Regions from separate parts of the Mus musculus genome. Here region 2 is linked to region 1. A link is a loop called in an ENCODE intact Hi-C map of the cell type or tissue named here. Cell type or tissue: heart. All regions are shown on one strand. Links, peaks and the distances in the headings refer to the core of each region. The heading gives the core; the rest is flanking DNA. Region 1 holds the start of Nupl2 (nucleoporin like 2). Region 2 overlaps Agap3 (ArfGAP with GTPase domain, ankyrin repeat and PH domain 3).

Evidence for each region. Peaks named below come from ENCODE experiments on the same cell type or tissue, not always from the same donor. Only the 100,000 strongest peaks of a DNase experiment are listed, where the experiment ranks them.
Region 2: it touches region 1 in a loop (6-fold over the local background); 2 of 42 quality-filtered maps call a loop at or near these places.

The regions. Positions count from the first base shown.
Region 1 is chr5:24,159,614-24,175,271 of GRCm38, reverse strand. Nupl2 (nucleoporin like 2) reads right to left here and starts at 10,309. Exons shown (of 7, transcript NM_153092.4): 1 at 10,069-10,309; 2 at 7,707-7,929; 3 at 5,882-5,976. The coding sequence starts at 10,195. Klhl7 (kelch-like 7) reads right to left here. Exons shown (of 11, transcript NM_026448.3): 11 at 14,041-15,658. The coding sequence ends at 15,542. In heart, for the core only: a CTCF peak has its summit at 7,843; a DNase peak (open chromatin) is centred at 10,291; H3K4me3 peaks cover 1,700 bases; H3K27ac peaks cover 1,274 bases.
Region 2 is chr5:24,467,096-24,482,753 of GRCm38, reverse strand. Agap3 (ArfGAP with GTPase domain, ankyrin repeat and PH domain 3) reads right to left here. Exons shown (of 18, transcript NM_139153.2): 2 at 6,318-6,376; 3 at 6,034-6,121; 4 at 5,765-5,850; 5 at 5,544-5,685; 6 at 4,881-5,015; 7 at 4,617-4,744; 8 at 2,965-3,123. Among named protein-coding and RNA genes, the nearest start is that of Agap3, 23 kb to the right of the region's middle. In heart, for the core only: CTCF peaks have their summits at 7,638 and 8,331; DNase peaks (open chromatin) are centred at 6,673, 7,597, 7,973, 11,953 and 4 weaker places; H3K4me3 peaks cover 2,908 bases; H3K27ac peaks cover 2,062 bases; H3K27me3 peaks cover 591 bases.

The DNA.
Region 1 (15,658 bases), core at 4,076-12,075:
AATGAAGAATTCTGTAAAGATAAAGAGTGAAAGGAAAACAAGAGCTGATTAGACACATTCAAACCAATGCTGTTACATCTGCAATAAACAAATTGAAAAGGCAAACAAGAAACCAGGAAAACCACAACTGCATACACATGAGTAACATTTTTAATACAGAAACATTGTTTCTAAGTCAGTACAGAGACAGGCAAAGACAGAAAATACAAACAGCTCACTACAATTTCAGAAGGCAAGTAAATAAAGAAAACTTTAAAAAAATTCAACTTAGTAATAAAATGCTCTCCTCACAGACTGGCAGACACTAAGAACAGATGATCACTGCCACTCAGGAGTGGTGATGGATGCTGTTCTGAACACACTAAGGAATTTTCTGGGGCAAACTGTCCATAAACAAGCACAAGTGCTAAATGCTTAGACTCTGACCTATATTTCTTTTTTTTAAAGATTTATTTATTTATTTATTTATTTATTTATTTATTTATTTATTTATTTATTTATTATATGTAAGTACACTGTAGCTGTCTTCAGACGCACCAGAAGAGGGCATCAGATCTCATTATGGGTGGTTATGAGCCACCATGTGGTTGCTGGGATTTGAACTTCGGACCTTCGGAAGAGCAGTTGGGTGCTCTTACACACTGAGCCATCTCACCAGCCCTGACCTAAATTTCTAGGATTTAACTTCAGATACTTGTGTTATGCAAAAGGATGCTTATTCGAGTGCGTTCATTGATAAATGTAGAATACTGGGGCTTAGGAATGTAGCTCTGTGGAGAATGTCTGCCTGGCATGCATGGGGTCTGGGGCCCTGATGAAAAAAGCAAGCATGCAGAACAAAAGTACACAGCCACTTTATATAGATAAAGACATAAATTCATAAATAATGTGGTGCATGGATGTTCTGCCTGCATGAATGCATGTGCACCACATGTGTGCCTAGTGTCAGATCAATACCCTGGAACTGAAGTTAATGAGCTGCCATATAGAAGCTAAAATTGATTACAGGTCATATGGAAGAACAGTTGGTGTTCTTAATATGCATATACTTTAAAGGAAATACCAAAAATGTTTCAGTTTATCTATACCACCAAGTGATTTTATTGTCTAAACCAATGACTCTACTTTTAGCACTGAGAACCCTAAGAAAGGCAATGTTCTTTTTTTTTTTAATATTTTTTATTACATATTTTCCTCAATTACATTTCCAATGCTATCTCAAAAGTCCCCCATACCCTCCCCCCAACTTCCCTACCCACCCATTCCCATTTTTTTGGCCCTGGCGTTCCCCTGTACTGGGGCATATAAAGTTTGCGTGTCCAATGGGCCTCTCCAGTGATGGCCGACTAGGCCATCTTTTGATACATATGCACCTAGAGTCAAGAGCTCCGGGGTACTGGTTAGTTCATAATGTTGTTCCACCTATAGGGTTGCAGATCCCTTTAGCTCCAAAGGCAATGTTCTTATTTTTGACACAAATGTCCTTGGAACCCTTGTACCATTTAGTTTACTCCACTGCAAAAAGCACTCAGGAATCATACTGGATTTGTTTGTTTTTCTGTATCTAAAGTATTAGCATCCTGCTGGTTCAAAACAGAACTCAACTTTGACTGACTCTGTGTCCACTGCCAATAGCTCTAGGTCGGTCATCAGCATCACTTCCTAACTTGTCTCCCTGCCTCCTTGTCTTGTGCTCACTCCCAGAGCTCATTCTCCCCCTTCCTGCATCACTGGGTCAGCTTTTTCTAGTCAGACCACATGCTTCTGCTGAAGCTCTTCAATAGCTGCATATCCGATGTAATGAGAGCCAGCATCATATGAGCCTTGGCTGCTGCTCTGGCTTTACCCTGCCTGTATCATTACTTTCTTTCTTCTATTATTCAAGCTCAGTGCTCTCACCTCAAGGCCTCTGCACCAGCTGTCAGATTGCTGGGAGTGTTTCCTCCAAGCTTCTTATATCAGATGCTTTCTCTTCATTCAAGGCTTAACTCTTAAAAGGGTCTCCTAAGAATGTAACAACTCTCTGTCATGGAACTCTCACCCCAATCTCTATTCATTCAAGCTGTGACCAACTAGTTTCTTATCTGAATCACAGAATACAGAAGTTAGAATACAGAATTATTTGAATAGCTATTTTCTCAGGATAGTATTTAAAAGGATAGTATGTAATGGCTAATCTTGGCTGTCAGTGGCACTCCCTTCTTGGGGGAGAACCTCAGGGGAGGGGACTGCCTGTTAGACTGGCCTTGTGAGCATGTCTGTGGGATGTCTCTCAATTGCTAATTGATGTATGAGGGCTGGGGGCCCAGCTCACCGCGATTAAAACCATCCCTAGGCAGCTGAACCTGGGCTGTGTGAGAAAGATAGCTGAGCACACCTGGGGAAGCAGGCCAGCGAGCAGTGTTTCTCTGTTCTGCTTCAAACTCTTCTTGCCTTTGGTTCCAGCATGGGCTTCCCTGAATGATCGGCCATTAGCCTGTAAGCTGAATAAACCCGGTCTTTGCCAAGTTGCTTCTGGGTCATGGTGTTTATCACAGCAACAGAAAAGCAAACTAGGACATGGTACAAAAGAAATATTCTAGCTACAGAGAAGTTTGTTTTTTTGTTTGTTTTTTATTTTTTGAGACAGGGTTTCTATGTATAGGCCTAGCTATCCTGGAACTAAGTCTATAGGCCAGGCTGGCCTGGAACTCAACAGAAATCCACCTGCCTTTACCTCTAGAGTGCTAGAGTGCTAGTTGTGCTCCAACATCACACAAAAGTTAGGTCTTTATAATGAAAATGTATCCACATACATTAGTGAGCTTGTTAATGTTTGGCTTCTCAGATAGCTTAGTTGGTTTTTCTAAATACTAGTTTTAAGTGTGTGTGTGTGTGTGTGTGTGTGTGTGTGTGTGTGTGTTCTGGAGTACTGATGTCTGTAGAGGTCAGAATGCAGTGCTGGCTCCCTTGGAACTAGTTACAGGAAGTTGTGAGGCAGCCACCATGAAGACTGGAAGCTGAACCCACATACCCTGCACCAGCAGGACATGCTCTGAGTTGCTGAGTGGCTCTCACCAGCTCTGTCTGCCAGTTCCTGTCTGTGCTTCTCTGTGCTTCTGCTTTTATCCTGCTATTGGCTGTTGTATACAAACTACATCCCAAAGACTTGTCACTGGAAAAACAAGTCTCAATGGCTTTTTCAGATAAATGTGGCTAGAGAGTGGAAGGTTTTTATTTTGTTTGTTTTTTCAAGACAGGGTCTCACTCTGTAGACCAGGAAGGCCTTTAACTACAGAAATCAGCCCCCCTCTGCCTCCCGAGTGCTAGGATTAAAGGTGCATGCCACTATGCCCAGACAAGTGGGAGGGTTTTAAAGGCCAGTTATAAAGCAGATATAAAAGCCAATTAACTTTTTGAGTAGTTAGATTACAATTCATCTGTCTGTTCATCTTGGACTTAGAATGGATTTCAGCCAGCGTGATTCTGTAACAAGACACTTTGGTCTTGAACAAGCCCTAGAGAACTTCCATACATGACACAGGGCCCTCTAGAATGCAAAAACAAAAACACAAACTAACCCTGAAGTCGACACATATTCATGCTATGACTAGTCTGTCTGTCTGTCTTTCTCTCTCTCTCTCTCTTTCTTTTTTCTTTTTCTTTTTCTTTCTTTTTCTTTTTTTCGAGACACAGTTTTTTTTTTCTTTTTCTTTCTTTTTTTTTTTTTTTCGAGACACAGTTTCTCTGTGTAGCCCTGGCTGTCCTGGAACTCACTCTGTTGACCAGGCTGGCCTTAACTCAGAAATCCGCCTGCCTCTGCCACCATGCCCAGCACCACCACTAGCCTTACTAGAAGAGATTTTTAAAGACTGGGAAGCTGTTGTCCTCATGTGACAGAAAGGGTTTCCATCACTCTACCTTTTCCCAGGGAATTTCAGTTTTACTATTGGCAGTAACCCTGTCATTCTCTGCCACAATCGCCCAGGTGACAGGTTTATCTCATTCACTGTTCTGTTCTCATTCAGAAAATATCTACCAAAGCCAAGTGTGAATAACCATAGAGCTGTTATTCTTTCCAATACCATCTGGTGGTGGCAAACATCCCTTCGCGTGAGCAGCACACGTGGGTACAGGGCAGAAGCACGGAGTACATGCACCCCTGCTTTGTCTGAGGTAGGTAAAGTGCATAGTCAAAGGCTAAGAGGGTGTAAAATCAGAGACTGTTATTTCATTAAGAACGGAGATAATTTTACCTCCTCGAGTTCGAATGCTATTCCAAATCCTTCTTCCCATGATTCCTACAGTCTACGAGCAGCTTGTTGCTGTTTCGGTTTATGCTAAATCCATCAGTTTTACTCAACAATACTTTTATACCAATACTACACATTTCAATCAAAATGGCCATTAGTGTCTTAGTATTATTATGAAAACATTTATGAATATATCCAGTTCCTACAGATATCTCAGGGATAGGCTGCCAGATTTAACTAACAAAAAACCCAGATGTTTACATAAATTAAAATTTCAAATATAAAACAAATTTAAGGATGTCCCAGATATTACATAGGATACATATATTGAAAATATTTTCTTTTTAAAAAAGATTTATTTTATGTATGTGAGTACACCAGTGCTCTCTTCAGACACACCAGAAAAGGGCATCAGATCTCATTACAGATGGGTGTGAGCCACCATGTGGTTGCTGGGAATTGAACTCAGGACCCCTGGAAGAGCAGTTGGTGCTCTTAACCGCTGAGCCATCTCTCCAGCCTGAAAATACTACTTTCTTATCTGAAATTTAAATTTAACTGCATGTCCTATATTTTACATGATCACCCTATGGAGAACTCTCTATATTTCATATTTTGAAATGTAAACCAGAGATGTAAGACATTAGGCTTTAGGTCCATTTGTAAATTAAGATTTAATACTTGGTAGTACTTAAGTACTAATATTTAAATTTAAATATCTAGGGCTTACAAAGCTTACAGAAACTACCACTATCTTAAACGGTCTGTTGTCATGGTTTCTTGTTTTCTTTCCTCCAGGATACAAGGTTCCGGGAAGAACCCCAACCGCTCATGGTTTATGTGTCCCTCAAATGCAGATCAGGGTGCAGGACAAATGAAAGTCAGTAAAGAGTTTTTACCTGAATAAGAGAGTGGTGGTGGTGAGCCAGAGGTGAGGGGTGAGGCCCAGCAGCGCTCCTGGAATCTGACCCTGACTTCTGGGCTGGGCTGGGCCACGCCTGCTGTCTCAACAGGAGAGACTTAGGCTCTCCATGAGAGGCTTGGAAGAACTTGGCAGTCATAGGGATCATGGGAAAAACCAAATGGAAAGAAAGGAGTCTTCTAAAGAGATGCCATCTCTATGGCTCCTTGAGAGTTCCGACAGGCTTTATGAAGAAGCAGGATTCTTGGTGGGGAAGAGGAGGAAAGGCAAGGCAGCAGCCAGGGCTCCAATGGAGGGCAGCGTGGGACCCTCCTGGCCACAAGGTAGCACTGAGGGCATCCTGAGGGTTTACAGAGGGAATCCATAAAGCAGGGCCTCTCCTTAGTTGACTGAATTAAAACTGTGTAGATCCTGATTTTATTATTCTTTCTTGAGAATAAATAATATAAACTAAAAGAATTACATTATGGCTTTCAGTCTCTGAATCATTTAGCTGGGATACTTGAATACTTTAAAAAAGATCAAATTCTAGCTGTGCCTAAGTTTGGAATAAATTTATTTAGCATGGCCTAGTTTTAGACAGTAGAAATTTTATATTTTAAAAACACATACAAGTACAGGGTTGCATCCATAGCCTAGTGGCAGGGCTCTTGCCTAGCATGTATGCTGGTCTGGGTTCCATCCTCACCAAAAAACAGCCAACAAGTCAAGCACGTTTCCCAGTTACCTGAAATATTGGGTTTCTTTCTCACTGGCGAGTAAACAGAAAACATCCACTGTCCCGACGACTCCCAAACTTCTACGTCCTTAACAATTCCTTCCCTGGAAAAAGAAGAAAAGAAAGAAAAATGAGAGTAATGGATATTTTACTTGCTCATTAAAATTTGTTACTTATGAAGTTAAGTGACTAAAAATTTAAATTCTAGTAAATACATAAGTTTACATATTTTTAATTTTCTTTTCTTTTTTTGTTTTTGTTTTGTTTTTTGAGACAGGGTTTCTTTCTGTAGCCCTGGCTGTCCTGGAACTCACTCTGTAGGCCAGGCTGGCTTCAATTCAGAGCTCCTCCTGCCTCTGCCTCCGAAGTGCCAGATTAAAGGCGTGTGCCACCACCATCTTCTTTTCTGAAGACTCTTTTCTACCTCAGAAGTTCACAGAACTATGAATGACAACCTGAGCATGGTGGAACACAGCTGCAGTCCTAGCACCTGGGTGATTGAGGAGAATTTTGAGGCCAGGCAGGTAACACAGTGAGTTTAAGGTCAATCTGGGCTGTACACTGTTTCCAAAACAACAAACACCTTGTATTTTGTAGTTACAAATAATAAAGAATAATTAATAGTGCTATCTTTTTAATTAATAGAAAAACTAATCCATATACTTAAGAATTATCATAAATATAATATTTTTTAAAGAACTAAATACAATGCACAGTATTTTTAACTGGAAACAATAAAAAGTACCACTACCAGTTATAGAGAATCATTAAAATTTAAGAGTGGGTTATAGGACTTCAGATATATTTTACTTAAATTTTCTACTTTGTAATATAGGAAACAGGTCCATGTACTTAAAACATATACTTTTAAATAATTTATTTTTAGCTTTATGTGCCTTGGTGTATGTCTGTGTGAGGGTGTTGAATCCCTTGGAACTGGAGTTACCAAAAGTTGTGAGCTGCTGTGTGGGTACTGGAAATTGAACTCAGGTCCCCTGGAAAGACAGCCAATGTTCTTAACTGCTAAGCCACCTCTCCAGCCTTCAGATCTGTGCACTTAACAGCAAATCTGAACAAAGTTATACATTTGACTCTAAATTAATGTTTCTTTCATATCGAATGTGACCATTAACTACTAAAGTGATAGGTATCACAAAGGATGCTATTACACTTAGGATCACAATAGAACTTTGCCTTGTTACACACACACACACACACACACACACACACACACACACATACACACACACACACACACACAATTGATGCTTGAAGATTTAGGCACAGTCCTCAGCATTTCAGAAACAAATGGCTGGTGAAGTGACAACACTCTGGAGACAGAGAGGCAGTGAGACCTGAGTTACAAACCAGCCTGGACTACATAGGGAGACCCTGCTTTCAAATAAAACAAAGCCTGCTTGTCCCCTTAAAAAAAATACACCCCAAACTAACCTAAAAATTCACTCTTTATGGAACTTCAAATAGGGAAACTGAAATAAAGGTTTTACAAAGAAAAATATGTGATATTATCAGTACCCTTGAGGATAGCGATTGTTCTGAGTTACCCGATACTCTGTAAAGAGCACAGAGCACACCGACTTTAGTTTAAGCAAGACTGACCTTTGAAATATGCTAGTACAGCAGGAAGTGGACCAGAGCAGACAAACCTAAGAACGCACACTAAGTGATGAGGTCTGAGAAGCTCACAGTGTGAACAGACTGGCTGAGCCACAGGGCCACGGGTGACTTCTTTTTCTTGTTTTGCTTACTGAAAACACTGTAATTGCTTCTGGAAAAGCTAAGCAATTGATTTTCTACAACACTTTTAACTCACAGAAGTTTCTTTTCATCTTTCTGCTCATCAGAGAGAGGTGAAGCAAAAGGGTTTTGAGATGACCCAAAGCCTCTGCTGGTAGAAGCCCCAGAATCAAAAGAGCCGAATGGTGGTTTGTCCTGATCTCTGCTGCCACCCCATGGTGTGGACTTGGGGAAGCTGGAAGGCTGGATGACGTTGGAGTACCTCTGGCTGCTGGCATTCCACCCTCGACGGTTATTCCCTAAAATAATCAAGAAAACAAACAATCAGAAAATTGGTAAATTTTTCCAATCTTGAAGATCTCTATTACATTTTATGTTATTATGTCTTGACATTATACACAGTGCTATTTTCTACTAGTTTTAAATGACAATCCCTTTATGAGTTATAGTTTGTTATATGTTATAACAAGTCACATAATGTTCTCTTTATATTAAAAAATGAGATCAAGGCCAGGTGTGTTGGTGTAAGAATTTAATCACAGCACTGTGGAGGGAGAGACAGGCAGGTCTCTAAGTTCCAGGTCAGTCAGAACTATATAGTGAGGCCTCATCTCAAAAAGCAAATAAAAACCCCAAAACCCAAGCTGACAAAAAGCAACAACAAAGTGAGATCAATGTGATCATAGAAATATAAAGACATATCGGTGAGTTCAGTGTTAAGCCTATTAAATTGACCATGAGGGAATAAATAAAAAATACTCTAAACATCTCTAAAAGCTTTGCGGTGAGCCCAGCTCGGTCAAGGCCCTCATTTGACCTATCATTGGATGTGTGTGTATGCTTCTGCACTGGGCCATAGAGACAATGAATGAAAGAGAACAATGAATAAACTGGATAATAAAAAGGGTTAAATTTTACTTTCTGTCCTTAAATAGGTATTTAAAAAGTGTTTGCCTCTGTCTTTACTTTGTGGACACAATGCCCACAACCTATCCTTCATATAGAGATCGCAGAGCTTACTAATAGGTAAAGTATAGCGTAGATTTCTAACAACTCATAAAATAATAATAATAAGCCAATAGGACTTGTTTCAGGTTTTGATACTGTTTTTAATCTTATCACTTCCTAGTTTATGCTAGGATAAAGGTAATTTATCTTAGGATTTAGAAAATATATCACTTAATATATACTAAAAACAGACTGATAGAGTACTCCTCTGGCTGAAATAGACATGCCTTTAGTACACAGCTTTAATCTCAGACATCGAAAGTAAAGTTAGTCTGTAGAAGGAAGCAGCTATGTTTGAAAGTGGTATCTAATTGAGTGCCAGACAAAGTGACAAATCAGAGAAAAATTTGACAGAATAGGATATGCCCAGCTCTCACAGGAGGAGGAACAGGAAGCTACGTAAGATGGAGCAGAGCAGAGGGAAAGAGAGAGGTATTTAAGGCCCAAATGTGGGCCTTAAAATTACAAAGCATTCTTTTTCTTTCTTTTCATTCTAAAGTTTTATTTGTATTTTTCCCCTAATTATCTATCTACTGAACATTTACTTGCAAATTACTACATTTAAAGTAGGTTTCCAGAGACCAAATGGCAAACATTCCTCTCAGCAGTCCCTGGGAGTATACCAGTATCTATCGGAACCTGACTCCTAATTTGGAGTCTTTCACTAGAAGCATTGTAGATGATACAATCTGTCTCCTCCACGAAAAGACTGGAAATATGAAACCAGCATGAACACAGGGGCTGGAGGAGCCTTAAAGAGAAGGGGAAAGAGAAGCACCCACTGACAACGTCACGAACTAGGTTCCACTGGGCAGTGGTAGCACATGACTTTAATTTCAGCACTCAGGAGGCAGAGGCAGGTGGATCTCTGTGAGTTCAAGGCCAGCCTGGTCTACAAAGAGTTTTTCAGGACAGCTAGGGCTGTTACACAGAGAAAGCCGATCTCTGAAAACCTAAAAACCAAAACAAACAAAAAACTAGGTTCCAAAATTAAGAGAACAAAACGTATTTATCTGACTTCTAAAACCTTGTTTTGTGCTGGTTTAATGTCTAACCCCTGAATACCCTTTCCACAAAACTTGTAAGGTTCTTGACCCAGTGTCGGAAGCTACTAACTAAAGCCCAGATTTTAAGAGCTTGTGATCACGGACAAGGAAGGGGAAAGAGTAGAGAAAGGGGTCTGAATGAACCCACGTGAATTCTCCCTACCACTGCCATTCACCAAAAAGGAGGTTTTGATGAAGATATCTCTAATTTAAAAACGCAGTGTTTGACAGGAGCACCCAAGTCCAAACGCCTGTCCACGTGTGACGATCAGAAACGACTTGTCAAACTACTGGGGGTGAGACGTCGCATGCCAGGGCAGGGGCCCGGGGTGGAGGTGTGCGTCCGCAGCAAGTGGCCCTGGCTCAAGGCTCCCAGACCGTCACCTGAGGGTGGCTGCTGCTGCGGTGGCGGCTGCCGAGCCCCGCCCGCACCCCGGGCGCCGGGATGCTCGTTCCAGCAGCGGTCTCCGAAGCGGCACCGGCCTTGAAGGAAAAACTGGCATATGGTCATGGTAGCGCCGTCCCAGCTCGACCCTGCTCGCGGTCGCCGGCGAGGGCCCAGGCTCCAGCAACCGAGGCCCGGCTAGTGTGACGTCATCGCCCCGCGCCCAGAGGCTCTGTGACCAGTGTGCCGTGAGCCGCGTGGGCTTTAGCCAATGGGATTTAAGAAGAGCAGAGCTGTCAGCGCTCGGGTATGCTGAAATGGGACGCGGTCGTTGGATCCCTGACCCGGACCCGGACCCGGACCTGAACCCGGACCCGAATCTAGAGAATACCAGATATAGCAGACAACCAGCAACCCTCTAGTTGGCTGTATACAGTCTGCGAGACTCATTCGTTCTTTACATTTACTTGGGGGGGGGGGAGGTAAAAATGGGCTTAACAACGAAAAAAAATCTGTTTATCAAGAGAGATTATTTACAGAAAGCCAGCTGTAACCAGGAAACAGGACTCAATGCAGGCGAAAAGCATCTATTAGTTTCTTAGTCGGTAATGTCTTAAAATTTCACGTAAATGTTGCCTTTTGAAATTTCATCAGGAAAAATGACAAAGAGTAAAACCGACACAGAAGCAGCCCGATTTTCCTCAGGAGCAGTTTCAGATAAAGGTTTTCTGAAAGTATCCAATTTACTGTTTTTTGTTTGTTTTGTTTGTTTTGTTGAGATACGGTCTTACTAGCTGGCCTCGAACCCACAGAAATCCACCTACCTTAGTGCTAAGATCAAAACCGTACACCCACTACGTTTCATTTATTATCTTTACAGTTCTCATGCAGGACCCTGTATCAGTATAAAACAAGTACATTATATAACAATGAAATGAAATTGCTCTTGGAAATTAAAATTGGAGAATGGGGATAAACTAAGAGTTGAAGGCAGCTTAGAGACTCCTCAGACTCAAAGTATACCTTGAGTCTCATTTTATATTTTGGTTATGCTAGAGGATGGAGAGATCAAAAGCAAAACTCTAACTAGTAATCCTAACACTTGTGATGGTAAATACTGTCAACTTGATTACTTTTAGAATCACCATAGACACAAATCTCTGGACTTGGAGGGTCAGACTTAGATCCCCATAGATACACACCTTTGAGCATGTCTGTGAAGATGCTTTCACAAAGGTTGAACTGGAAAGATGTACCCTTAATGAGGACTGCATTCTCAAAGGAGTGGGCACACACTGAATAAAAAGGCAAATTCAAGTTGAACATCCATTGCTGTTGCTAGACTGCAAATACAATGTGCCCAGCTGTCTCATGCTCCTGTTGAAATCCCGTCCAAGCTGTGCTAGACTGTACCTTAATCTGTGAGCCAGAATCAACACATGCTTCTGAGGTTGCTTTTACCAGGGTTTGTCATAGTAATAGGAAACACAATCTAGATAGCTCTATATGTAGGTGTAATCTAGCATGGTCTCAGTCATCCTCCTGCCTCAGCTTACCAAAGTGAGAACTGCCACTATTTTGAATCTTCACACCCGCCCACAACAAATTGAGTTATGTTTAAAAGGAGTAAAACTGGTAATATCAGAGTGAAACCTTAAAAATCTTTGGAGGAAAAATTAAGGGGTTCAAAAGGATCAATCAGGATTTAATGCTGCAACCCACAAAATGCTCTTTCATAATACCAGTTTACTGAAGTTTAATGAGAACTGGTTTGGTGCCATATTGGATGGAGTAAATTGGATTTTACCTAATGCAAACAGTCAAAAAAGAATATAGATTTAGTTGAATAACTTTATTAAATGGCACATTTTGATATTGGTGTATTAAAATGCCTCATGACTCAAACATTTTCATGACACTATAATGACAAGTTTTAAAAACTAGACCACAGAGCCACAGTTACTGTTATAATATGGAACAAGTTTTGTCTACTAAACATTCATACTCAAATTGTGATTCTCAAAAGTAAAACCCATGTATCATCAAAATAAAGCACTTCAAAGGACAGAACACTGACAAACCCAGTATCTACTGAAATGAAAGCAGAGTACATTATAGGAAAGGAACTTTTTGAAAAAGTAATGAAATGTACTTTATATACAAAGAAATTTGAATACAAAGCAATTTGTATATGAAGTAATATACTTTGAATAGTTTACTTTTACCCATTATCCTTTAGAATTGTGAATGATAGTTCTGGTTTGGGGGAAGACGTGTTCTTATTAGGAACATGATACAGGTTATTAGGAGTAAAGGAACTTTATAGAAAGCTTTATAAAATGTTATGTGTTCTAGTTAATCAGCAGCCTAAAAAGAACAGCTAATATAGTCAAAATATTTTAACAGTGCTGCCTATTCTACAGGGGTAACTGCTCTATCAGTGTGATTACAGTGTAATAAATGAGTATTTTGTCATCAGAAAATTTAGCTATGTTAACAATTTTTCTCATGTTTTCCTGCATGTATGCATGTGCTTCATTGTGTGCCTGGTACTTGAGGTAGCTAGAAAGAGGGCACTGAATCCCCCTAAACTAGAGTTGTAGATGATCGTGAGCCTCCGAGTGGATGCAAAGGACCACACCCAGGTCCTTCTGCAAGATACAGTGCCACCTCTCCAGCTTCAAATAGCCACATTTTTTTTTTTCGTTTTTTCGAGACAGGGTTTCTCTGTGTAGCCCTAAGCTGTCCTGGAACTCACTCTGTAGACCAGGCTGGCCTCGAACTCAGAAATCCGCCTGCCTCTGCCTCCCAAGTGCTGGGATTAAAGGCGTGTGCCACCACTGCCCAGCTCAAATAGCCACATTTTAAAATAGTGCAAATTTCAACATCTTACATAAAAATATTTACAACAGTCAGAGACTGAGAAGCCAGATTGAATCAGTTTGAGCCAGAACAGCTAAGTTGAACCAGCCAGAGTATAGAAAGAGCTAGAAAGGGTGAGCTTGTTCAGCAGTAAGTCTCAAAAGATGAAAACATTCTAGGCCTAGATAAGATTGTATGGAGGCTGGAAGCTTCCAGGACCTCACCTAGGTTAGCAGACAGAGGCAGTGAGCCTGAGATGACAATTACATCAAGTGAATAAAAGATCATTTTACAGTCTAGAGGTGGAGGTTGTCTAAGGCTGGAGTTTGTAAGAGTGTACTGGGTTAAATAGTGTTCCTCACAAAATTCCTATCTATCCAGAACTCCAGAATGCATTTCTACTTGAAAACAGGATCTTTGCAGATGTAAGTGGTTTAAGACAAAGTACTAGAATCCTTCTGATGTGGTGGTGCATACTTTTAGTCACAGCATTTAGAAAGCAGAGGGTGGGTATCTTAACTCCAGGCCAGCGGGGGATGGCTCCAAGGTTAAGGGCACTAGCTGTTCTTCTAAGTACCTGGGTTCAGTTTCTAGAACCCACGTGGTGGTTCACAACCAGATTCGGGAGATCTGACCCCATTTTCTGACTTCTGTGGGCACCAGGCATACAGATGGTATATATTCATTCATATGTAAGTTAAAAAAAAGAATGGTTCAAATAAATGCTATTTACAAAAGAACTAAGTGAAAATAGTTACACAAGAGAAAGAAATGACCATGAGAAGATGAAGGTGTAAGACTGCAGTGCAGCTCTAGGTATAAACTAAGAAGTAAATGTCAAGGACTACTGGCAACCAGCAGCAGGGGTGGGAATGGGGTGTGTGGCGGTTTTGCCCAATCCTCCAAAAGCCAGATTTGAGACATCTGGCCTCCTAAACAGTGAAAATATATTGGTTGGTTTAATCCATTAAGCAAGCAGTAGTTTGTAGCAGTGTAGCAAGCTAGCACATGGGAATAGGAGTGACTACAGTAAGTACAGGGCTTCTTTCGGAGGAGTTATGAAAACACTTGAAAAATACAATGATGACTGTACACAGTGCATATAAACATACTTTTTAAAAAAGATTTATTTATTATATGTAAGTACACTGTAGTTGTCTTCAGACACTCCAGAAGAGGGCGTCAGGTCTTGTTACGGATGGTTATGAGCCACCATGTGGTTGCTGGGAATTGAACTCAGGACCTTTGGAAGAGCAGTCAGTGCTCATAACTACTGAGCCATCTCACCAGCCCCGCATATAGACATACTAAAAGCCACTACATTAGTACAGTTTAAATGGGTGAACTGTATGCTTATGAATTACATCTCAATAAAGCTGTCTATACATAAGAACTTGACAGATAAATCCTGTCACTTTTCAACTTCACTTTTAATTTAAACATTTTAGAGTCTGTTCTAACTTCCATTCAGAGAAAAATTTTAAATGGAAACTTTCACAAATTTAAGAAATATTAATGAACACACGTAGAATGAATAAACAAAGCAAATCTATTTAAGTTAAAAATATTTAATATCAGATAAAAACATTGATTGACAGTTTAACATGGCACATTTCATACATAGTCAAAGGGCAAAACATTACTGAGAAAAATTAATAGGCCGTTTGGTAATTTGTTGTCCACATAAAAGCAATGAATAATGATATACTTAATGCCAATTATTACAAAACTTTTAGAGAAAACTCAGTTACCTCTAACATGTTCTGCTAGGAGAAAAGAAAACTGTATTTTTTAAAATCCATATGCTACTGGGCTACAATTATCAGTGCTTTTCTAGTAATCTAGAAATTTCTTCCAACAGCTTTTCTTCTGTTGGTCAATCGTTCCTACTGATTGGCTCTCGCATAGAGAATGAGGACATAGAGTGCTTTTTACACTGCTGAGTAAAACCATATGAATTAATGATGGGTGCTAAGCTTAATATTTTATACAAAAATGTATAATATTTCATTTAATTGGACTGAATATATTATTTCATGAGTAACTGGGTACAGTTAAGTCCCAAAAATCTGAGAAGTTTTGTGAGAAAGTGTGTATGTTTAAGCCATTTTTGCTTACTTTAAAATGGAATAATTTGGCACTAAATGAAATAATGAAGACAAGCAAAATACATAACACTATTACAGTTACTCTATCAGAGTTTACCATCTCCGACTATAATTCATACGATTACTTAGTTCTTGACCAAACAGAAACAAAAAGCCCTAACTACACAGCACTTACACAATTAGGAAAATAGAATCTAGAGCTAAGCTGGGGCTCTTTCTCTGATGAGCATGCCCCACTCTGCCACAATCAGTTATATATTTGCAATTCACGTTTTCAAGAAGTGCTTGTAACTTTTCACGTTTTCTGGCTGATAGGTTCTTGGATGGCCAAATAAAATATGATCTTTGAATTAAGTAAGGAGATCCAGATAATATAAACTGTTATCTTATTGGAATCTTACTTTATCAAAATACCAGATCAGAACTTCATAACCGAACTCTTGGAATAAACCACTGGTGGCCATATCTCTAAGTTTCAGATGAGTGGAAGTCCATTCACCATTCATGTTTCAAGGGTCTCTTCATTTGCTCCACAAGTATCAACAACACAAATTAGACAACTTGTGACTGGGAAAGCCCGGACTTTTGAGTTGGCGATCCACTTATCTGTTTCAGTATT
Region 2 (15,658 bases), core at 4,240-12,239, 310 kb before region 1:
GGCAAGCGCGGTGGCGGCGGCTTCCGGAGCAGGAGCAGGAACGGCAGAAGTCCATGCAGGAAGGAGCAGAGGAGGGGAGGGGCAGGAAAGCTCCCCCCAGGAGCAGCTGGGCCAGCGGGCTTGAGTGCCCCCGCCCCTCTGGGCCTCTTCGCTTTGGCCGGCCGGCGTGGGCCGAGCTCCCTTCTTCTCCATTCAGCGAGCCTGGCGCAGCATCCAGCCGGGCCTGGTCCCCCGGCAGCCCCCAGCGCGGGCTCCGGCGTTCCTAGCCTTCCCTGGGGGTAGGGTTAGTTACAAAGGTTCCTGTGGGTCTCTGGAGCGGGGAGCTCGGCGGCCGCTTCTCATCTGAGAGCAGTCCCAGGGCCCGGCCCGCCTCCGGCCCGCACAGGGGGAATGTCCAGAGGTGCTGTGTATCACCACCTGGTCTTCTAATTTGGAAGGAGTTGGAAAGGCCTTTTTGTTGATGAAAAGTTGGAAACAGTGGCACATATCTGCAAATATCGAAAGAATAAAGATTTTGGCAAGTTATACTTAAGCCCCGCAAAAGTCGGTCAGCACTGGTGAGGGCAGAGACCCAGGCGCCTGGGGAGAGGCGGTAGCGGGATGAAGAGGAGGATGTGAGGAGGAGGAGGAGGAGGAGGAGGAGGAGGAGGAGGAGGAGGAGGAGGAGGAAAGGAGGGGAGGAGGAAGAGGAGGAGGTGGAAAAGGAGGAGGAGGAGGAGGAGGAGGAGGAGGAGGAGGAGGAGGAGGCAGCCGCCAACTGCTGGGCATTTGTGGCCCAGCAGTCCATGTGAGCAGGGAATGTTCACCACTCTGCTGCCCAGGCCCCATCCCTCCTGTATTCCCAGGCAGTCTGGAGCACAGGTCGGGACAAAGGACTGCAACTACAACGAGGGAGAAAGCCCAGTAGGGGGCGCAGGAAGAACTGGGCCAAATGGCTAAGGATTACATTGGTGCTCAGCAGCTCCACAGACAGCACCTACCTCCATACCCCTCCAGGGCTAAAGCCCAAGGCTAAAGCCTGCTGCCCCTTTGGCCCCAGGAGGAGGGAGGAAGGGACTGCTGTCACTGGGTCTCAGAATGAGTGTAAGGAGGCCTACCCCAGCCAGGCTGGTAAGCCAAGGGGCTGCCAACTACCAGAAAGCCCAGAAGCCCAGAGAGGTCTCCATGAAGGATGGGAACTGGAACCGGGGCAAGAGTGGCAACATGAGCACATGGAGTCATGAGGGGAGACTGGGGACATCACAACCATGCCCAGCAAGGAGTCACCAGTCACAGAACAGGCAGCACACAGCAGGACCCCTGGAGCAGGTGTGTCTCCTCTAGGAGGGATGAAGGAAGGGCGACCCCAACAGCAATGATGGGGTGAATTCCCAAGATACACCCATAGAGCTGACCATGCCTTGAGGCTGTCTCAGGGACAATGGCGCAAGTGAGGTCACCATGGAAACGATGAAAAGAAAAAATAAGGTCGCTGCTGTGAAGATGGAGAAAATGGAAGGGCCTGGAGGGAAGGCCGTGCTCCAAGCAGCAAGGGGTGTGGCGGGGCAAGGCAGCACAGCTGAAGCAGGCAGGCAACACATGGAGGGAGCTCAAAGGTGCTGCGGCAAAGGGGCCAAGCGGGGAGGCAGGGATGCCCTGACGCTGAACCAGCCAGTGGAGGAAGATGGAAGGATGCTAAGAATGGAATCAAGGCAACGGTGAGTGAGGCAGGATGGGAATGTTGGGGAAGAGGAAGGCTGTGGAGGGTACCAATGTGGTCACTGTGACAGAGGCACCAAGGGCTTTACAGCAACAGTAACAGCAGCAGGTGTGCACATGAGCAGGCAGCCACCAAGGCTCTGCAAACCTCAATGGATGGAACAGAACGGAGAGGAGAAGCTGTGGGTCTAGGAGGACTGGACCTGTGTAAGCATAGTGCACCCCAGCAGCAGCAGCCATCAGCAGAAAGAGGCCAGTGAGCGCGCACATCAAGGGCCAGCAGACAAAGGGATGCAGGGCAGAGGTATGTCGAGCAGGGCAGATGTGAGGATGGAGGATAGAGGCCCAGGGGCACTGGCTCTGTCTGGGCAGGGTCCAGAAAGTCTAGCCTGGCCAGAGGGATACAGGCCCAGGCCAAGAGCCAAGCACTGGCTCTCAGAAAGAGGTGTGGAGTGATGCAGAGGGACGGGCTGCTCACCCACCTTTTTTCTGCCCACAGCTCCTGGAACAGTCCAGCCAGAGCCCCACAGAAGGGCCACATCAGGAGCAGGGAGGGGCATGGTGTGCAAAACTGCAATGGGGAGCGGCAAGCTCAGGGGCCGGATAGCTGAGGGGGTTGGCCCTGAGCAGGGAGGTTCAATGGACCCCGGGTAGGGGCATGAGGTTGGTGGGGAAGGACAAGGAGCTCACAAGGAGACAGGACAAACCTGAGCGGGAGGCACGAGGCAGCGTGGTGAAGCCCAGGAAAAGATGGCTAAGCCTTTGTTAAACCAATCACAGCGGTAGGTGGGAAGCATGAATGTTCCCCTCGGCAGTGGGGTAACGGAAAAAGAGCCGGAAGGCGGACTGGGAGGCCTGGCTGGGACTCTAGCTCGGCCAGCTAACCCTCTGTGTCGCCTTGGGCAAACAGCCTTCCGGCCTCCGGTTCATTAGCTGTTGAATCAAAGGGGGTCAGGGAAGTTAGGCCACCGAGTCCAAAGATCCCTTCAAGCTGATACAGAAACTCTGGGGCTTGGGAGGGAGGGAGGCTACAGGGGCGAGCATGTGCACAGGGGGAGGCCTGAGGGAAGCCCCTCCTGGGCTCAGAGGTACGGCCTGGAAGATGCTGTGGGTCCAAGGAGGAACCTCTAGGAGCCCTGTGTGTCTAAGTGTGAGAGAGATTGCATCCTCTTGACCTGGTGCTGCCTGCCCTCCTGCTCGGGAGCTCGGCGCAGCCCTGCCTGTGCAATGATGGCAGCTGGGCAGGGGGGAGGATGGGGCACGTACCGTGAAGATGTTAGAACGCCGCTTGGACTGCTTGCGGATGGGCGTGGGGGTGGAGGAGGCAGCGATGGTCTCGATGCGCAGCTCCCGCTGGCTGATGCTAGGGGTGGAGGGGACTGAGGACGAGTAGTCGCTGAAGGCGCTGCTGCCTCCGTTGGTGGCCTAAGAATAGAGAGGGCTGCTGAAAGTGACCCTGGGCGGGGTGGGTAGGGGGGTGCGGGGGGGCGTGCACAGCACGAGAGGCAGCAGAAGGGCCATAAAGGTGCTATCATGGGGAGCTGGCATGTCCTGGAGGCCAAGATAATCCAATGGTCACCATGAGGAACTTTGCACCTCTGTTCCAGGGCTCTAGAAGGGATTGGATGGGGATGTGTCTGTGCCAACCTGAGAGCTAAGCACACGCTGACATCATACAGCAGGGACACAGTCTGAGAGCGAACAAGTAATGCCGTCATGATCTGCATGTGGCCTAGGACAAGGAAGCAGGTCACCCTTCCTGAATTCCCAAAATCAGGGGCAGGAGGTTGGGGGATGGGTTCCATGAGTTGGGGCTGGGCTCTGGATGCTGGCCAATCTGAGGTTTGCTTTGACAAAGTGCATGACATAGAAAGCATCAGGAACAGCCTGAGGTACAGTGTAGAACAGAGCAAAGGCTTCTGGGTATAATAAGCTGCAAATGGGCAATGGAAAAGGAGGAGAAAGAGAAAACCAAAAACCACTTATAGGATGGAGACAAAATATACACAAGTGTCTTCCCAAGACCAGATAGTGTGTGAAAATCAGGCCTCACTAGAGCGCCAGGCCCCATCTCCCACACAAACTGGCCCAGGGACTGCAATGCCCCCTGCCTACCCCCTCCTCCTCCCTCATTTCATTAAGGGCTGGTGTAAGAGTCCTTGTGCCTTCTCATAAGTCCTCATGAGGGTCCTGACACTGAAGTCACACTGTCCTTGGGAAGCGCAGTGACTGACCGCCCACCGTGGATGACTCTGTGCTTGCAGCAAGGGGCAGTGAAGTAGAAAGGGAAGGGTGTGTAACTATGTAACCAAACGTTGGTCTACATATCAGGGCCAAAAAACAAACCCTGTGATAGGCCCAGATCTAGACAAATGTCCAAATGGTATGGTGGGTCCAAACTCAATGCAGGAGCAGGCTCAGAATCTACACATCCCGAGTAGAGCTGAAGGCCCAACACCCTCATGAGGATATGCTGCCCTTCTAATACAAAAGGACTGCCACAGTGCAGAGCCAGCTTAGGTGCTTGCTGGCCTTGGGGCTGTCAACTATCTCCTCCTCTCCAGGAAGAAGGCCCCGTACCTGCAACCAGCTGGAAGTGTTTGCCCATTAGAGAAGAAGGGATCAGACCTGCTTACCAAAGGCAGTGGTGAGCACACCGGAAAGAACTTTCTCTTCTCTCCATGCCTGCTAAGTGAGGCTTCCCTACACAGTACTTCAGGAGTTCACAAGAGCACGTGCTCGTGACGAGGGAAGACAGTGGAGTGAAGGGTACAGAGACCAGGACAAGGAGCACCACCACATCCACCACATGGCAAAGGCCAGACCGAAGCCACCCATGCAAGCGACAGAACCGGAGCCACGGCAGGCTGGGAGTTCAGAGAGGTGAGTGGAGCCTGGGACACAGGGAAGTTACGCACCTGATTGATGTGCACAGCTGGGATGGAGGCAGCTGACACGGCCGAGTGGCTGGGTGAGTTGGGCAGGGACTTGCAGGGCCCGATCGCCAGCTGCTGCTTCTTCCTCAAGGCTACCACCTTCTGGGCCACTGCAGGGAACAGCAAAATCAATTCTACTTGCTGGAGAGAGGGGTTCAAAATCCAGGTTGGCAGCTCCCCAAATATACTTAACACTAATTGCTTGCCACAGGCCACCCTACACCCAGCTCTGGAGTCCTGACTTACCGTCCTGGAAGACTCGTTCCACATTGAGCCCATAGGTTGCGCATGTTTCATAGTAGGTACAGCGCTTCAGGTCTGTGGACAGTTTGCGGGCCCTGCTGTCATCAATGACCCGGGGATTGGCGGCACTGATGGCATCTGTTGGGAGATGGGAGGATCACTCAGCTGGCTGAGAAGCAATAGAGGGTTATGTATACACTGGTGGGCCAGCAGAGGCCCAAGTGGGATGTGCAGCATGGAGACCTCGGGTGCCTGGGTCGTATTTCATTCTGTTATTGTCTCTTTGAATGAAAACAAACCAATGACTTGATGAGTCCTTGAACAAACCCTGAAAACAAATGTGGACACAACCCAGTTTTGGGGCACATGCCTAAAAATCCCAGATTTAGGAGGCTAAGACAAGGTCAGCCTGGGTTACAGAGCGAGACCATGTTTCAATAATAACAACAATAATAATGATGATGATGAAAACTGTGGACACAATAACCGTATAGAGTTCGGGAGTCATCCTGAGAAAAGCAGACTGAAGACCCTGTGTTTAGGGCCCATGATAGTTAAGAGCCTTTCACTGCTGGGCAGGAAGTGGGAGCTGGAGTCTTGTGGCCTGCTTCTGGAGACTTTACTAGTCCACCACCGTACCCTGCCATACAGCATGCCCTGCCTCACCCTGTGTGCCCACCAGCACCATGGGCACCTCGCTGGCATTTCGAAAGCTGCAGAGGCGTAGGAAGTAGTTGTACACCGTCTGGAAGCTGATTTCATCCTCCAGGCTGAACACAAACACCACCGCATCCACCCAGGCAGCAAACTGAGGAGATAAACAGAGTCAGCACCCATCGTCCCTGATGGACTCGGACACTAGGCAGGCAAGTCAGCAGGAGCATCACCTGGAGTTCAGGGGGGCCTCCTTCATCCCGGATCAGCAGCAGGTAACTCTGGCCATCCACTACAATCTCCTTTTTAAATCGACCCCCTAGGACAGAGTAGAGGTCAGGACCAAATGCAGAGAAAGGGAACATGGGGATGTGTGTGAGCAGAAGCCTGGGTGCCCAGGGAAGAAGGGAAGAGAATGGGCCAGGAGAGGAGCCAGAGCCCCGCACAGAGATAATGGTGGAGGAAGAGGCAACCAATGGCCAGCCTAGCTTGTGGTGCTCACCTTCAGGGGACTCTTCCTGGACATAAGTCCCTGTCAGATATCGGTGAACCAAGGCTGATTTCCCACTAGACAGGTTGCCCACTATGCCCTGCAGGAGAGGAATGGGTAAAATAGTGGTCAGAAGGCATGAGGAAAAGGTAAGACTGGATAAGCTTAAGAGGAAGGAAGGAACGTACGAGCTAAAATGGTATAGAGGGGCCCAGAAAAAGCCAGGGAGAGAGAGCAAGGCCACCGAGGAAAGGGTGGAACCAGCCAGGGCCCACCCAGACACAGGACCCACTCACCACTTTAAGCTCTGGCACAGAGCGGCTCAGGGTCCACTCCTGGCTGTTCACAAATGAGTCTGTGAAGACAGAGCCATGCCGTCAGGGGTGTGCACACACCTACCACCTACAATACTCTCTGTCAAGACCAGAGACCACTGTCCTCCGTGGGACCTTGACCCTCACCCCTAGCTCCCTAGGGAACAGAGCAAAGACAGTCCTCGGGGCAGGTCTGTGCTGATGCTCATCCTGCCTGTACTGTACAGGTTTGTTGCCCCTCCTCGTCTTCCTCTTTATGGTCCACATGAGCTCATCTGGCTTGGTGCCTGATGCCTCTCACCTAGATGAGAGGCCTCTCCAGCAGGTCTCAGACCAGACCCAAAATGGGCAGGGCCCTGGCAAGGGGACCAGTCTCCTTCCTGCGAGTAGGAACAGCTCACCCTTGGCAGGGTGGGGCCACCTACCACATTCCTGAGCCAGGGTGAAGAGGGAGGAGCCTCACCTGGCCCTGTTCTGTAGAGGCAGGTCCAATGAAGCACATCTACCAGGCCCTGCCAGGCCTTCTCCCCAGCCCCTCTGCAGGAGACCAGCCTCCAGGCTCCCTTTCATGAGCTCACACTCAGCACCATTGGCCCTCTAGACTCAGACAAGGTCCTCGGGCAGGAAGCCTCTTGCTTGCTGCTCAGTGCCCCTGGCTTGACAGCCAGCACTCATCTCTTATTCCCCAGCACATTCTAGACAGCCTGGCCTGGGCAGGACTTTGTCTGGGCAGTACTTGCTGTCCTGCCCAGCTCCCACTCACTAGCCCGGCCCACAGATGTCTCACAGCATTATCTCATTCAAGGCCACAATCAGTCCCTGACCTCAGCTGTAGAGGCAGCTAGGGAGAGTGGTCAGCCCCCAGCTAAGAAACTCTCTAGTTTAGCTTGCTCCTTTCCTGAGCAGCCATACTGTATAGAAAGATGTATAGAAAGAGCCACCGTATAGAAAGAGGTTGGCACTGGAACGAAGGTCCTTAAAATCTCTTAGGATGCCACGCCAGGATGCTATGGGCAGTGCCATTGCCTGGAATCCTCTGCCACTGCCATCTCCTCTGGACACTTCCAACGACCCTAAGCATACCATCTAACCAGTAAGGGGACTTGGGCCAGACCTAGCTATTCTAGGCAATGCTCACCCACCGGTCTCTATCAGGTAGGTTTCCGACACAAAGTGTTTTCTGCCAGACTTCAACCAGAGGCCACTACGACGACGGTGCACAGCGTTCCCCCTTACCGCTTGGCGCGCCCAGGAGTCCTGGGGCTGCGGCTGCCCGGCGGCTCCACAGCGGCGCTGAGGGCGCGGGCTCCCTCCGGCGGAAGCGGCTGGTGAGCAGCTTCCAGAGGCTGGCGGCGGCGCGGGGGCGGCCCGGCTCTGGTGGCGCGCACGGGGTATCGGCGCCCAGCAAATCTCGGCGACTGGGGAAGGTACCCAGGGAGCTGGCGTCGCCGTCGCTGCGGGTGCGCGCGCGGGGTGGCCGGGCAAGCAGCCCGGACTCGGAGCGCCGGATCTCCTGGCCGCGGCGCAGACGGAAGCTAAAACTCTTCCTGAGCGCCGACAGCCCGCGCCGGGGACTCTCCGTGCCGCGGCTGCCACCACCACGGAACACCTGCCAGCGCTGGCTACTCCATAGGGACGCTCCCCGCAGGAAGCCCGAACTCCCCGTGCGGCCAAGCCCTGCGCCCGGTGCCTCCGTCGCCGCCAGCTCTAGACGGTTCACCTCCAGGAACGTCATGCTGGTGGGCCGCGGCCTGGATGCCCTCTCTCCAGGTCCGCGGCTGCGCCGGATAGGCGCGGGGCTGAGCTCAGGGCTGGGCGGTGGCGAGCCGGGCCGTTCTGAGGGCGCAGGGCCCCGACGGCCGTGGCGCGGGCGCAAGAGGCCAAGCAGCAGGCCGCGCGCGCCGGAGGGCGCCGACCCCGGAGTCCCGGAGCACACGCTCCGTGGCCGCGAAGGCTGTTCGCGTGCGGCGCACAAGGCGGCCTGCAGGGCGGCGGCGGTCCGGTCGGCCGAGGTGCTGTGCAGGTCCAGCGAGTCGCAGACGCTGAGGGCGCGGCGGCAGACGGCGGGCCGCTCCCCGCTGCAGCTTTCCCCCGGCGACCAGCCCCGCTCCATGCTCAGGGCCCACAGGCGAAGGCCAGGCCCATGGCGAGGGACGCGGGGCTGGGCCCAGGCCGGGGCCGCGGCCGGGGCGCACGGACCTCGGCCTCTGGGCACCTGGTGCGGGCCGATGGAGTCCCTCGACTCCTCCACTTGAGCCTGCAAGCCCAGACCTGGAAGGGCCTGGAGCCAGCCTAACCAGGAGAGGCGGCAAGTCTGGCCTGGAACACCCAGGAACGGCGGTGCAGGGCAGCCCCTAGGAGCCCTCAGAAAACAGGAAATTCCAGCCAGGGCTCCTCCTAAGACTGGGCAGGTAGGTGAGGAGTTGTCATTAAGAGCAGGCCAAATAAATAACAGTCCTCAAGCACACCCCACAAGAGACCGTTTTTTGCAGAAAAGTGAACCATTTTCTCTTTCTCCAAAGAGGGAAGACCAAGACCCAGGATTCCAGGGCCGTCCAGATTCGTTAGAAGACCCAATTCTGAGCCAGGAGACAAGCAAATCTTATGCTTTCTCTGAGCTTCAGACTTCTGTCTGTAAACTGGAGAATTTAGCGAAGTGACCCTATTTCAGAGTTCCACTCTGATGTTCTTAAGGCTGAGAGGTGCTTGATGCTACAGCAGGTGATGTTGATGACTGAGGAAGCCTGTTTCTTTGGAGATTATAAAACTCAGAAGACACGACTTTGCTTGGACTGGGCCAAAGGGCAGAAAAAAAAAAAAAAAAAAAAGAGCAAAAGGTAAACCTGAGTGCCGGGAGGAACACCAAGCCCCTGCCGCCTAGCTAGGGCCACTCAGTGTAGCATTGAGAGGAGCTGGGCACTTACCTGCCAGAGCTGACACTGCAAACTCCACCACCCCTAATCTTATAAAGCCAGCGTCTTAAGTGGCATCAGAGTGTGGGCTGCACACACTGCCCTGATAACTCAGATTCAGCCCAGGCTGTGGTAAAGCTCTGTCTGTGACTGATCCTGCACTGCCTTCATCACTCCTGGCCAGACAGCAGCTTCATCACCCACATAAGACATGTACTGGCACCAGGAGCAGACTGGGAGAGAGCAGTTTAGGGTAGTGCTTGAGTGTCCCTGGAGAGACTGATCATCCTCCCAGGTCGCCTCCACCCAGCCCAGCCCAGCCCATCCCCATGGCCCTTTCAGCTTGAGAACCTCCTGGTCTCAGTGAGAACAGGCAGACAGAAAAAGCAGCAAATTCCTGAGGGGGCGGGGGCTGGGGGTGGGGGTGGGGCTGGGGCTGGGGCTGGGGCTGGGGGAATGCCTGGGAAGGCAGGGCCTCTCCAATCAAGGTGCTCTGAGAAAAGAGAGCCGGAAACTTTCAAGCCCTGGGCTGGATCTCTCTGGCCTTCTGCTCTCTCTCTCTGCTCTCTCTCGTGGGACTAGTAATTAAGAGTGGAGAGGGTAGCTGCCTCCCTGTTCCTTGTAACAGGGGTAATAGGCAGTTCCACAGAGGAGCCTTTCCCAGGACCTCAGGAAGGCCCAGGGACAGACAAAAGCCCATCACTCCTGACTTACAATTTCTAACGTAAGTTAGCCAGCTTTCTTGAGCTACACCTTAACACTGCCAAGCTGGAGCTAGAGAGGTGGCTCAGCAGTTAAACGCACTAAATGTTCCTCCAGAGAACTAGGGTTCTACTCCCACTATCCATGCAGTAGCTTACAATGGTCTGTAACTCCAAGACCTGACACCCTCACACACACACAGGCAAAGCACAATGCACATAAAAGTAAACTTAAAAAATAAACACAGGGGCTGGTGAGATGGCTCAGTGGATAAGAACGCCAACTACTCTTCCGAAGGTACAGAGTTCAAATCCCAGCAACCACATGGTGGCTCACAACCATCCATAACGAAATCTGATGTCCTCTTCTGGAGTACCTGAGGACAGCTACAGTGTACTTACATATAATAAATAAATAAATCTTTTTAAAAATAAATAAACACATAAATAAACACAAAACTGCCAGGTCAGGGGGCCCGGGGGTGGGGGGGAGGTTGTCTTGATTCACCCCTGGGCAGACAGTCCTGAGAACTGTAAGAGTGGGCTGACACTGGGGTCCAGACTGTCACAAGAACACGCCCACAGAATCAACTGAGCAGGGCTCACAGGGGCTCACAGAGCCTGCACATGCCTGAGCTAGGTCCTCGGCATGCTATGGTTGTGGGACTCCCAGTGTGGGAGGTGGGAGCGGGGGCGGCTGTCTCTGGCTGCACTTGCCTACTCTTGAGCCCCCTTTGCTCCTACTGGGTTGCCTCATCCAGCCTTGATGTGAGGGTTTGTGCCTGGTCTTGTTGTAACTTGTTATGCTGTTGTTCGGTTGATAGCCCTGGGAGGTCTACTCTGGTTTTTGAGTGGATCTGGATGAGAGGGGAAAAGAGGGGAGGGACTGGAAGGTGTGGAGCATGTAGAAACTAAGGTAAGAATGTATGAGAGAATTTAAAAAAAAAAAAAAAAGTGGGCTGAGAAAGCCACACGGAGCAGACCAGTAAGTACCAAATGCCCTGCTTCAGTTTCTGCCCTGACGTCCTTCAATGATTGATTGTGATGTGGAAGTGTAAGCAAAGTAAGACGTCTCCTTTCCAGGTTGTTAATGTCATGATGTTTATTACAGCAACAGAAACCCTAAAACAGTTCCCTGCCTTCATCTACCTATCCTGTCTATCCCACACATGGGAGGTATCTATTCTTCCACAAAAGACTAGGACTGCCCATCACAGCCCCATGCACTCCCAATGAAAATCCAAGAACAGGACAGTAGCTAAGAAGCCAGTGTCTGAGGACAAGGTGCCCAATGGGTGGCTTTAGCAGTGTGAGAACAGCTGTGTGGGACGGGTGCTAGTCGTGTAATACAGTCATACACCCGCCCTGAACGCTCTTGACAACCACGCTCTGTTCCTCCAACAGCCATCACCTACAAAGAGCAGTAAGGCTGGCATTGAAAGCTGTGCTGGACCTGTTCAGGACCAGGGCCCCACAGAACCATCCCCCTCAGACCTGTTCAGGAAAACCAGAACCCACAGAACCAGCCCCTCTTTGGGCAGCTGATTCTCAAGTGCCAGGCTGCAACTGTCTCACGGGGGCTGTGTGTATGGCTCTTTGGAAGTTTCTGAAGGATTAGTGATGAATCTCTCAAGTCCTGAGTATCCATTCTAGGTCAGGATGAACAACTGATTCATTGGCCATTCTGGGCCTCAGCCCCCTGCAGAGGCACAGGAACAGAGAAGTCTCTAGGCAGAAAGGACCTCGTGAACAGGGATGAGATACACCTTAGCAGAGGAGAAGGACAACTCCCACAGGCTTCCAGTTGGTCTCCAGTGCTTGCTACTGATGCACTGATAATCACAATGACTGACACATAATCCACAACAAATGGCAGCTGCCATTCTACAAAGGACCAGTTTTTGCCTGGAGACCAAAGTTTACATGCACCTGGCTTCCCAAGGATGAGGCATTAGATCTTCAGGTATGGCCTGTATGTTCCACAGCTCTCTTTGGCCACAAGGTGGCAGCAGAGCATCTTCCTGGCCCGGCATGCTAGCACTAGGGCCTTGGGCTGGCCACAGGTTCCCACCACCTCCATTCGGATCCCGACCATCTATTACCTCTCTTCAAAAAGGGATCCTCTGTCCAATAACCACGTATGCTACCACATCAACTTCCTAATGGTCTTATCCCATCTGCTACCACACTGACATCGGTATTCATGTCCATGAAGGTGTCTGTAACCTGGTAAAAAAATGATCTTCTTGTCACTGCCAACAGAGCCCTGCAGTCCATGACACTGTATCTAACCATGTCTCTGTGCCCAACCTTGCTTGATCTCACCTATCCCCCCCCCTTAACTATACAGTATCTATCCATCCCTTGTCCTTTTGGTCACTTGGAACTCAATGGAACTGTCCCTCCCTTCAGTGACCTCTGTCAATATCACCTTACTCCACTGTGAGATGCCTTCCTCACGCATCCTACTTCCCACTGGAGTAACCTCACTAGAGTTCTGGCAACACGTGAATTGTGTACCAGGGCTCTTCCTTAAGGAGACAGCTCCTGGTTGGACAGTCGGCTGATAGTGTAAGACACAACGCCATAATCCACACAAACCCAAAGCAGACAATCACAACCTGGGCTCAACCTCACCTCCAGCACTGCGTGTGCGATGGATCAACTTGCTTCTGAGCACATTTGTGAGGAAGACTCTAGGTGGAGATAACTCAGGTGGAAAGACATGCCCTAAATGTGGGTGGTGGCATTCCACAGACTGGATCCTGGACTAAATTAAGAGTGGCGCGCCAGAAGTCACCACTCCTGCTTCCTGACTTCAGATGCAATGTAACCAGCTGCCCCACATTCCCGCTGCCTGCTTTCCCCACTACAATGGTCAGCACAGTCAAAGGCAAACCAAGAGAAACCTTTCCTTCCTGAAGTTGCTTTTTGGTCACAGAAACACAAAAAGCAGCTAATTATAGGCACCCACTAGCTGTGTGACCACATCGGAATCTTGTTGAGCCTCAGATATGGTGTATAAAATAGAGAAAACCCCCTTTCCCAGCTCAAGCTGTAAACAGAGCAATGACAGGGTCTTTGACCCTGGTGGGCTGCAGGTGATCTGTAACTGGTGCAGCCCCACTAAGTAAGAAAGGGTGGTATAAACAAGAGGGATTAAAACCAGTGCCACACGCCCAATAGGCTAGGTAGACACTCAGGCCAAGGGCTGCAGTTCACATGTGCCAGGACAGCCAAACCTAGGCTGGTCCTCTCTACCCTCCAAGCTGGGGGCCCTGGAGATTTGAGGCCCTAGATGTAGGCCTCAGACATAACATGTGGAGACAGCAGTGTTGTGTTTGTACTTAAGACTGCAGTGGGTGGGCTCCTGATCTGACATTTGGCCTAACCATGCAGAGGACTGCTAATCTAAATCTTCACAGTGGAGCTGAAGGTGCAGCTCAGCCCTAGTTTGTTTAGCATGTGGAGTTGATCCCAAGCACAGCATAAACTAGCCACTTAAGGCACACCTGTCATCCCAGTACTCAGAGGGTCAAGACCATTCTCAGCTGTATCATGAGTTGAGGCCAGCCTGGGCCACATAAGACCCTGTCTTTAAAAACAAAGACACAAGAAGATGGCCATCTATTAGCCAAGGAGAAGCCTGTGGCAAATGTGTTCCTAGTACCTTCAGAAGCAGTGTGGCCCTGGCGGCACCTCGATCTCGTCAGACTTCTTCATTTCTGAAATATGATAAATTGCTATCTGGCTCATGGTAATTTGTTATGATTCGTTGCCCAAGGAAAGTACAAAAGAGCCCTATAGAAAAAAACCTCTGAGCTGGGGTGGTTTCTGGGAGATTCCCAGGCCCCTGCAACCTGGCAGGATTTCAACTTAGAGGCTACAGCCTAGACTTTTGGAGGTGACAACTATGCTACTCTGAGAGGCAGTGAACTGTCTAAGGTTGCACAGCCTGTAGGTACTAGAGCCCAGAAGAGGCCCAGAACTCCAAACCTTAGGCTTCCAAGTACACACACACACACACACACACGCACACGCACACGCACACGCACACACACACACTCCCACAGACATGCATGTCTCGTTGGAGAGGACCAGGACCAACCTGCTGGTTCCTCTTTATCCCAAGTCCGTCTGATCCACAATCCAGAAAGTGATTTTGCAGCAGCATCCCTCACCTATTTCTTTCTTTTTTAAAAAGGTCTCTTCCTTCAGAATTGAACACACAGCAGCCAGATGTGGACCCATACTTGTGATCCCAACTCTGAGGGTCCTAGGCTGAGGCAGGGCTGCCATGACTGTCTTAAAAAGGACAGAAGTTCCATGATTAAAACTTTGCTTCCCTTAGCTGATGTGTTTCTGTTTCTTCCCCCCCCCCGCCCCCCCCCCCCCCCCCGCGTCTGACAATGGGTACTGAACAGCAGTGGTTCTCAAACATTTGGGAGTCAAATGGGTGCCCTATGAGACCATCAGAAAACACTTTTATGAGTCATAAAAGTAACAAAATTACAGTTACGAAGTAACAGTGAAAATAATTTTTATGGTTGGGGTCACCATACAGCAAAGCCACAGCATCAGGACCTCTGACCTCGGGCCTCATGCATCCTGGGCAAGGGCTCGACCACTGAACTGCCAGCTTCAATGGGTTTCTAAACCCCATCCATTTATCATCTCTTCATTTCGTTACTAAGTTTTGAGACAGGGTAACAACTTCCAAGCCAGCCATGGCTATATGATTAAAGACCCTGCCTGTCTCAAAAAGTGGAGGGTTTGCGGTGATGCAGAGCATTTGTCCAGGTGCACAAAGCACAAAGATCTGGGTTCAACCCACCCTTAGGATCCTATCAACCCTCCATGATAACAGCATATTCTTAAAAGCCTAGCATTTGAGAGGTAGAAGGACCAGTTCAAGGTCATTCCCAGTTACACAGATGGAACTCGCCCAGTCATCCACCAGAAAGGTAGGGTGAACCCTTGCTACAGGTGCATGCAGACAGACAGACACACATACATACACACCCCACAGAACTTTCTAGTTCTGCTCTGTGGACAGGGCATACAGTAGCTTTATCTCCCTGGATGTGTGTTTCTCTGATTTCGAGGAGAATAATTTTTCATGATGACTGACTCCATGAATTTATTGTTCATGTCTCTCTCATCCTATTCTTTGCCTGCTTTTCTCTTGCATTTTTCAAACCTGTTTCTTAACAACTTGCAGGAGTTCTCTGAAGAAGGGAACATGTTAGCTGCTTATCCAGTACACGTACACTGTGTGATAAGAGATGTAATTATACTGACTGGCTTGTAATGGATTAGAACATATGAAAACTACCACCAGCCGCCCACCAGACAAGAACAGTGTTTGTTGGGGGAAGGGAGGAGCAGCCTATCCACTGAACCTAGCAGGGCTACAGACACAAGGAAGGACCGCTGAGGGATGGGGTAAGGACTGTATTGACTTTATTTCCAGGGTGTGGATGTAACCCTCTACAACCTGCTTACTAACACAGGACAGGAGATGAGCTCTGTTTCAAATGCTCTGCCATGATGACCAAGCAGCCTAAAGTCCTTTTTTGTTTGTTTGTTTTTAAACTTCTCCATACTCCAGTTTCCCCACCTACAAAATGGAGTCAAAATACCTTGGGAAAATGATCTAAAACTCACAGTTAGAATGACAAGTGGTGGTGGGCAGTATCAGGGCTACCAC